2 separate regions of the Homo sapiens genome follow, and region 2 is linked to region 1. A link is an interaction called in ENCODE POLR2A ChIA-PET data of the cell type or tissue named here. Cell type or tissue: Panc1. All regions are shown on one strand. Each heading gives the region's core, and the rest is flanking DNA. Links, peaks and the distances in the headings are about the cores only.

Region 1 (4,391 bases), core at 392-4,391:
TGGGAGGCTGAGGCAGGCATATTACCTGAGGTCAGGAGTTGGAGACCAGCCTGGCTAACATGGTGAAACCCTGTCTCTACTAAAATACAGCAATTAGCCGGGTGTGGAGGTGCACGCCTGTAATCCCAGCTACTCGGGAGGCTGAGGCAGGAGAATCACTTGAACCTGGGAGACAGAGGTTGCAGTGAGCCAAGATCCAGTGCTTTGGCAACAGAGAAAGACTCACACAAAATTAAAAAAAAAAAAAAAATTAAAAACCAAGCAGTGATGCTGCTACTTTATAGTATGAGAGGCTCTTCTGAATACCCATCAACTTCAGAGTATTTGGATTTGAGGTTGGCAGGGCAGTTGATAATTTCATTCACAGATGAAGAAGCTTGAGGTTCAGAGACATTAGTTATCTCACCCAAGATCACCAAACCAGTTAATTGCGGAGTCATGATTAGATCCCAGGTCTATAGTACAAGAATGCTTACCACTTCATCACAGGGTCTCATTAGCATATGCACAAAAACATAAATTCATTTCATCTTTATGCTGGCTCACGCATGTGCAGGCACACACATACAGAGTTAAAACTTGAATACTCTCATGATAATGGCATCACTGCAACCACGGTGGAATCAGCGACAATAGACAATTAGATGCGGTTTCAGGGTAATTTTTTTGATCCCAGTTTGAAATTTTTTTTTCTTAAAAAAATGTATTCACCTGCCATGTAACAACTGTATCAAAGGGATATAATTGCTGTAACATAGCAAAGAACTGTGGCTTACATTTAATTTGTTTGAATTATTTGAAATGAGCAATCATCCCCCAGATGCTGGCATCAGGAATACGATATAGTAGCTACCTGGTGGCTATCTGGTGCAGCACCGTTTCCATTCAATTCATAACCATCCACCTCCTGGGTGTCACTCTTCAGTTATCTACCTGATATATCATTGGGCTGTTTACCCCAGGCTGATCTAAAACTGATACAAGTATACATTCCTAACTTGAATCACTTAGCAATAGCATACTTCTCTATTAAATCACCCAGCCAAAAATGTTTCCTCTTGAGTAGTAAAAATAATAGCAGCAACAATTTTTACATTATTCAAAAAACTGAGGCTCTAGCCTTTGCTTACAAAGAAGTGAATGAGCTGAAATCCTCTAAAAATGGCTTTCTCACTTTTAGCCTCTTAATTAGAAAGTTATCGTTAAAAATAAATTCTAGTTCTAAGAATCTGACCATCATTTGTTCAAAACCAGCATATCACAGAATTAGCAAAAAATCATTTGGTTTGTCTTCTTTACCTTCACAACTTGAGGCAACAGCAGCAGATTTTTAGCATATGGAAATATTCCAGGTTTTTCCCTCCAGTTCCCCTTGTGGAGAGGCACGCCACAAAATGGAACAGAGGGCAGAAGTGAGTGTCTTGCTCTAGCTCTGCTGCCCACTTGTCTTTGCACCTATGAAATGAACATATACTCCCAACTCTCAGGTCCCCTGCAGCTCTAAAACACAATTCTCTGATATAATCTGCAAAGTAAGTTTGAGACCCTGTAAAACTATGACATTGAAGAGTTTACAAAAAAGGTTCCAAATTTTATTTGTTTTTGAGATGGAATCTCGCTCTGTCACCCAGGCTGGAGTGCAGTGGCGCAATCTCCTCTCCCTGCAACCGCCGCCTACCAGGTTCAAGCGATTCTTCTGCTTCAGCCTCCCAAGTAGCTGGCACTGTAGGCACACTCTACCATGCCCGGCTAATTTTTAGCAGAGACAGGGTTTCACCATATTGGCCAGGCTAGTCTCGAAATCTTGACCTCGTGATCCACCTGCCTCGGCCTCCCAAAGTGCTGGGATTACAGGCATGAGCCACCTCACCAGGCTCGGTTTCAAATTTTAAAATTGCATGTTTGTTTTCTTACTATGCATTTCCCTAATTCTACTCTTAAAATGTATTATTTTTTGTTTGTTTTTTCCTATATATTTCAAACTATAAAATCAGCTTAAAAACCAAGGGCTCCCCAATGATTTGCTACTGACCAGGAGATCAGGCCCAGTCTCTACAATGACCTCTCCTGCACTAAAGCAAAAGCGAGGTGCTTACTTAAGGCCAGCTACTTATTCAATCCCGGGGCCAACCTTTCTCAGCTGGAACTTAACCAGCCCCAGTACTCACAAAGCCCAGCTCACATTCACTGCATGTCTTCACTTACAGATATAAATGCCTGCACACACATGCCCTTTACTTACATTGTGACCATTATGTGGAGCCACTTTATGGATGTAACTGCATTTTGATGTTTTATTTTTTAAGACAGGGTCTCACTGTTGCCCAAGGTGGAGCGCAGTAGCATGATCATAACACTGCAGCCTTGACCTCCTGGGCTCAAGCAATCCTCGCTCCTTAGCGTCCCAAGTAGCTGGGACTACAGGCACACACCACCACATCCGACTAATTATGTTCTTTCCGATACTTCAATATCTGCTTATCTGCTAAGCAGAATATGACACATTCTGCTTATAATAAATAATGTGATATAAATCTTACAATCGATTCATTTCCCCAGCCTCAAAATTTAGTTCTACAAAAATATTAGACTAATACATGAAGCAACTTTATGAACATAATTTATTTTGTTAGACTTGATAGGATTGCCGGATTTTCAAACTAGAGTTTCCGCATCAAGAAACTGAAGACGAAAACATTAAGTGCAGTCCTTTTCTTGCTAATTGTAAGAATTCTAGATAAATCACTTCTGCAATATATTTTTTAAAAATTCATCACAGATTTTCAAACACTGTTACTGCTAAAGCACAGTAATAAACAGTTTAGAGCTTGGTGGCTCACGCCTGTAATCCCAGCACTTTGGGAGGCCGAGGCGGTCAGATCATGGGGTCAAGAGCCGAGGCGGTCAGATCATGGGGTCAAGAGTTCAAGATCAGCCTGGCCAACATGGTGAAACCCCGTCTCTACTAAAAATACAAAAATTAGCCGGGCGTGGTGGCGGGCGCCTGTAATCCCAGCTACTCGGGAGGCTGAGGGAGGAGAACTGTTTGAACCCAGGAGGCAGAGGTTGCAGTGAGCCGAGAGCACGCCACTGCATTCCAGCCTGGGTGACAGAGCGAGACTCCAACTGAAAAAAAAAAAAGAAAAAAGAAATAAAAGAGCTTAGTTTCAGCTAAGTGAAAACTTCAATTTATCAGTTTTCTAAGTAATGGCACTGTTTAAAATTAAAAGACACACCTGTGTTTAAAAACATAGCTATTTGTGTTAAATGACAATCAGCCACATATGATTATACTCAGCTTTCTTTTAAACTAAAATCACTCAATCAAATACAGTCGTTATCCTGAACACACCAAAGCAGCACTTAGGGACAAGAAATCATTCCTATCTATTGTGCCCTGCATGGAGTACAAGAACTATATATGTGGGGACTTTTAAAAGGGTAACTAACGGGGTGGGGAGTTTACCTATATAATTCCATAAATGCCAAAATTTTCCAAGAGCTGAGATGAGCACTGGTAGTTTTTCTCTGCTTATGAATTGATACCCTTTGGTATAAGGACTGACAAGAAACTATACTATTTAAGTAAAGCAATTTTATCTTCCTAAATCTCCTTCCCAACAATGACAGTAAAGTAAAATTAAGCACCTTGGCAGCAAGTACTACAAATAACATGACATGTTTTTAAGTTGTTTTTAAGAAAACATATAAGTGCCTTTTCCTCTAAGGGCACAAAACTATCAACAATCACACAACTGCTTCATTTCTTAAAATTATTAGACAATATTTCTAATGTCACTTTCAGATTTTCATTTTTTTTTAAACCATGTGCACATACCCTATCTTTGAGAAACTAGAAATCAAAAAAGGAGGTAAGATGTCAACATGTTTAATTCAACAAACATCTGAGAAGTGTATGCCAGGCTCTAAGGTAGGCACCTTCAAGAAAGTAATTTTAAGAGGGCAGACAGGTAATAATATTCCAATGCTAACTATAATGATCACTCCATAGAAGGTAGTACCTAACACAGACTGGGGTTATAAACAAATTTCTTAACAGTCCCACTAAGATAACAAACTATATTCACCATAAAAGTTTATTGTTAGTTGTGATTTTCTGTTAAGTAAAAAATATAACTGTAAAACACGAAATAATCTAGCTATTGTGGGCCCAAAACTTTTTTAAAGGGGTATAAATATTCCCTAAAAGTTATCATTAAGGGTAAACAACACATTATTGCACTTAAAATTCACATTAAGCTGTCTTAATGTCAAACACAGGAGGGACTGGAGAAAAAAATGAAGTCCCGTTGATCATGTAAATAAAAAGCTGGTATATATCTGTGTGACCTCCTAACATAGGCCCACTCACCACTCCCCATCCCTTGGCC
Region 2 (4,395 bases), core at 86-4,085, 110 kb after region 1:
GAAATTGAGATGATTAAGTTTGAACTCACCATTTTAAATACATGCGACACGTGAAAAATACGTTTGTGAGAATAGGACATTAAAACGAATAAACCCAAATGGTTATTTACAATTGTCAATTCTGATTAGGAAAATGACACTTCAATTTAGAAAGCAAGGAGTGGATTTTATGTCTGGGAGCTAGAAAATATACATTGATGATGGAAAAGATATATTTTATTTATAATCAAACAAATAGAATGAAAGCAATGGTTTAAGCCAGACCTGGTGCTTCTGGAAAGATGAGAGGCAGGCAGAGGAGAACGAGGGATTTAGTTTCTGTTCTTGGAGATCCCTCCATGCAGGAGGCATGTGACCTACTGCCTCAAAGTTGTTCTTGGTTAAGAATTATTTTAAGTGCATTTATTCCTCTGAATATTGGTGTTTTTGATGATGTAAGCAGTTTAAGCATGAATAATATGCACACTCATTTTTCTATCTAAACCTCCTTAAACTGTCCCCATGGGATGCTTTCTCTTTCCGGATACCATTTTGTTCAGAACTAGGACGCACGTGTCTATCCCGGTCTCTGGTCTCTTGTCCAGCGATAGCATCCTCCGGGCTGCGTGAACTCAGCTTGGGGCTGTGAAGGGACAGCCGTATATCTTGTCACCGAGGGCCACCGCAATGGGGAGCTGCACCTGACACATTTACATTTCACAAAGATATCTGCCACTCCGTGGACACGGACCAGCAAGAGGCTTGGATGACCTAGGATTCTGATGATGTATTCTCCATTTCAATTCTAGACTGTGTGCAAACTTCATTCTTTCTTCTACGTTCTTTAGTTATGACTATTACAGGAGAAAGGAAAAAATCGAAGGTGAAGGAAGCAAAGACAGAAAGGAAGGACGGTTTGGTGGCCAGAGCGAGGTCTTCCCACGTCACTCCCGGGACGTGTGCTGACGCGTTGCTCCTCCGTCCTGCAGAACGCCGTGGGTCGTGGCAGCAGCTGCAGCTGTTTCACAGGCTGTCCTCCCTGTAGACTAAGCATCTACTCCGCGCTATAGGGCAATGCGAGACAAAAAAGACCCCCGGGAGCTTGCCATCCAGCTGAGGAAGCCTAATTAGCCACGCTTCCTGTAGCATACAGTGGTCACTTTCTCCTCCATGGAAGTATGTCTGGGCCCACGCACCCCACTGCTTCCAGAGCCTCCACGCGCTGTGTGTCCCCCGTGGCGCTTTGCTTGCCACCGAGCCCTGCGTCTTGAGAACTCTGAACGGTTTGTTGTAGTCAAGACACTCGGAGATCCTAGAGACGCGAAAAGCAGGAGGGGAACGTGTGACGGCCACTGCGAGGCTCAGGGAGAATTTAATTCAAATTTGGATTTTTCTCACTCTTACGCTTTGGGGCAATACTGTTAAATGGTAAATATATAGCCATTGTATGAACAGCAATACACAAAGGAGTTATTTGGAAATGAAAGCCTTATTGAAGGCACTGGAAAAATTAAACAAATAAATGTTTCCTTTAGATTGCTCATTCAACATGCCTGAAGTGTTGTTCATTTGATACCGAATAGATGAAGTCATTTATGAACTCTATCTATACTTTTTCGTAATGACTAAGAAAATCCTAAATAGGCACGATTTCAGGAAGGAAGCCCTTCTGCTAATTTTGAGAACGTCCTGGCTGAAGCGGCAGCATCGCACTCTCAAAGGGAACAGCGAGACCACACCGGGGAAGGCAGAGTTGTCAGGTCCACGGGAGGAGAGTCCCGGCCCCAACACGCTCTCCTGCCTGAGATGCCTGAAGAGCTGGAGGCTGTTAGAAGGCAACGAACCAAACATTCTCCCAGGAAACACTAACTTGGGAAACTCCATTAAAAACCACCTGAGTGAATCAGGAAATGGTTAAGAGGTGACTGAGATGATGATAAAACTATCATTACCAGTCTTTCTTCACACTAAATACCTGCTTTCGGAAGCTTGAATTTTATGATGCAACTTGCCAGGCTCAGTAACAACAATGGTTTGTGTTACTTCCTAGGTACACAATAGCTAGACTGTAGAACTGACTGTAGAAATTAGCAACTATCTCAGACAAATACATGACGATTATACTGATAGAACAACATTCACCTTAGCCGCAGAGAGCATGAGACATTGACTCAGGCAGACTGACTCTCTCCACGCACCCAAGGCTGAATGACAGCCATAAAACCAAGGCTCTGAAATAAATAGCTGCGGAGGCCTCGTGGTTCAGCCGCACCGCCATCGGTCTAGGGCTGTGCTCTGGCCGTTGGCATGTGGAGCATTTGCTGCCAGGCGTAGCCACTTTGCACACATGGCGCTTGAGTGAACTCAGGCCAGATCCAAGCTCTTTCCGTACCCAGCATTTGTCGGAATCAAGCCGACTGCAGAAATCGCCTTGCCATGTGTTCCCCACTGGGGCCAGGTAATCTCGCTGAAGCAACACTGAGTGGAATTTAAAAAAAAAATGCTGACAGAAGAAATCAAATAGTTTCTTTCTGGACCAGAAAAGGCATATTTTTGATTCTCAAATGCTGAACTAAAAAATTTCAAGAGCTTTAAGGCCCAAGTAAAAGGATTTTCACCTATTAAGACCTGTAACCTTTGACGTCATCAGTCACAGCTAAAGCTGGCTTTCTTCTGATTGGGTTGCAGTGATGTCATCCGCTGTGGTGAGAGAGAAAGCGAGCCCTGGCGGCCTGGCTCAGGTCTTGGCAGGTTTGTGCAGGTGGAACTCACTGCATTTATTATTATCATGTTTCTTGACGACACTAAGCCATCACAGATTCTCTGTTGGATGATTCTGAATAAATTTTCCTTTTTTTTTTTTTTGAGACGGAGCCTCACTCTGTGGTCCAAGCTGAAGTGTAGTGGTGCAACCTTGGCTCACTACAGCCTCTGCCTCCCAGGTTCAAACGATTCTCCTGCCTCAGCCTCCTGAGTAGCTGGGATTACAGGTGTGCATCACGATGCCCAGCTAATTTTTGTATTTTTAGTAGAGACAGAGTTTTGCCATGTTGACCAGGCTGGTCTCGAACTCCTGGCCTCAAGTGATCCGCTCGCCTTGGCCTCCCAAAGTGCTGGGATCACAGGCGTGAGCCACCACACCCAGCCAAATTTTTCCTTTGTGTTTATTGGATTTAGTAGTTAAAAGATTGAGATGACCAAAACAGAAACTCCTTGTTTGTATTTACTCCTTGTTTTTTAAGCAGAAATGTCAATTTTAGTGAAATAAAGCTAAAAATTTTCAAAAGAAATTTATTCAACAGATAACATATTGCTAAAAAAAGTCATTAACAATAACTCATAATGTTTGCGAATTTAGAAATGGTTGCTTTTGAGTTTTTTTAATATGAATTAAGAAAGGGGAAAAGGAAAGCTACAGGTATATTTTATCTTTTAAGATATTTACAGTTTCAATACCTAGATTAAATTGTCACCATTTGTTTTGCCAGAAATGTGTTTGTTTGGGTTAGCTTGGACTGAATTTACTATATAGAAATAGTGTTACCTGTTTTAGAATAAGAGTTTTCTCCAGTAAAGTTTAGATAATTATAGGGAAACAGCTATGAATTCCAATCTGGTCTTTTCTGGAGGTGAAGGAGTGAGAAAGAAAAGAAAGAGGCAGGGGAAAACCTAGGACCAAATTCATTTTTTTTCTTTTTAAACAATGAGTAAGAGAAGAGCCTTTTGGGGAGAAGCCGTGAAGTTATCTGCTTTTAGAATCCTAAAGAAATGCTTCTTTCACTCTATTTTTTTAGCTTTGCTATGTAACTTTGAGGGGACTCAACTTTTCTCCCCCTTAACCATAATGTGTGTTTCCCCATTTGGAATCCTGGGTGTTTCTGTGTCTGGGCCATGCTTAGCCACTGCTTCCTTGGCTGACTTCATGTTCTCTTGGAAACCGAAGGTTCCCTACATTCCCTTAAATACAACCTTACAATGGATATTTCCAAAGTCTTGGTTCATGGGTGTGTGAATCAAAGTTGCAATGGTTTTTCAACCAAAACTTACAATAACCACGGCATCTGGCACGCTAGAGATGCCCAAGGGCTTACCCACTTCAAATCTTCTCAGATCTTGTTGACATTAATGAAATTCACAAGATTTCTTTCCTCTGAAGATAAAAGCTTTGAAGTAAGCACTCGATTCCCAGCTGGATGTCTCGTTCTCTTTCTCTCTTCTTGACACCGAAGGCTGGGTCACTAAAGCACTAGGTTACTAAGCCATCATATTTCCAAAAGCTTGAGGAAACGTTTTCATCTTCTGAATGGGGCCATTGGTCACCTGAAGAGATCATGAATCTTGGCCTAAGAGTCAATTCAATATCTAAATTTCCCTCACATAGACAATGACAATTTCTAAACAATTGTCGTTGTCCAA

Evidence for each region. Peaks named below come from ENCODE experiments on the same cell type or tissue, not always from the same donor. Only the 100,000 strongest peaks of a DNase experiment are listed, where the experiment ranks them.
Region 2: POLR2A ChIA-PET joins it to region 1 with 7 read pairs; 2 of 35 experiments call an interaction of 5 or more read pairs at or near these places.

The regions. Positions count from the first base shown.
Region 1 is chr6:163,420,501-163,424,891 of GRCh38, reverse strand. The region is part of intron 1 of QKI (QKI, KH domain containing RNA binding); the gene reads right to left. Among named protein-coding and RNA genes, the nearest start is that of QKI, 8.0 kb to the right of the region's middle. RefSeq lists a silencer at 1,471-1,715. In Panc1, for the core only: no CTCF peak of the experiment used is centred there; no DNase peak of the experiment used is centred there.
Region 2 is chr6:163,307,115-163,311,509 of GRCh38, reverse strand. All of the region lies in intron 4 of PACRG (parkin coregulated), which reads right to left. It overlaps PACRG-AS1 (PACRG antisense RNA 1), which reads left to right. Exons shown (of 6, transcript NR_028390.1): 6 at 540-1,525. Among named protein-coding and RNA genes, the nearest start is that of PACRG-AS1, 15 kb to the left of the region's middle. RefSeq lists an enhancer at 1,036-2,235. In Panc1, for the core only: no CTCF peak of the experiment used is centred there; no DNase peak of the experiment used is centred there; H3K27ac peaks cover 555 bases.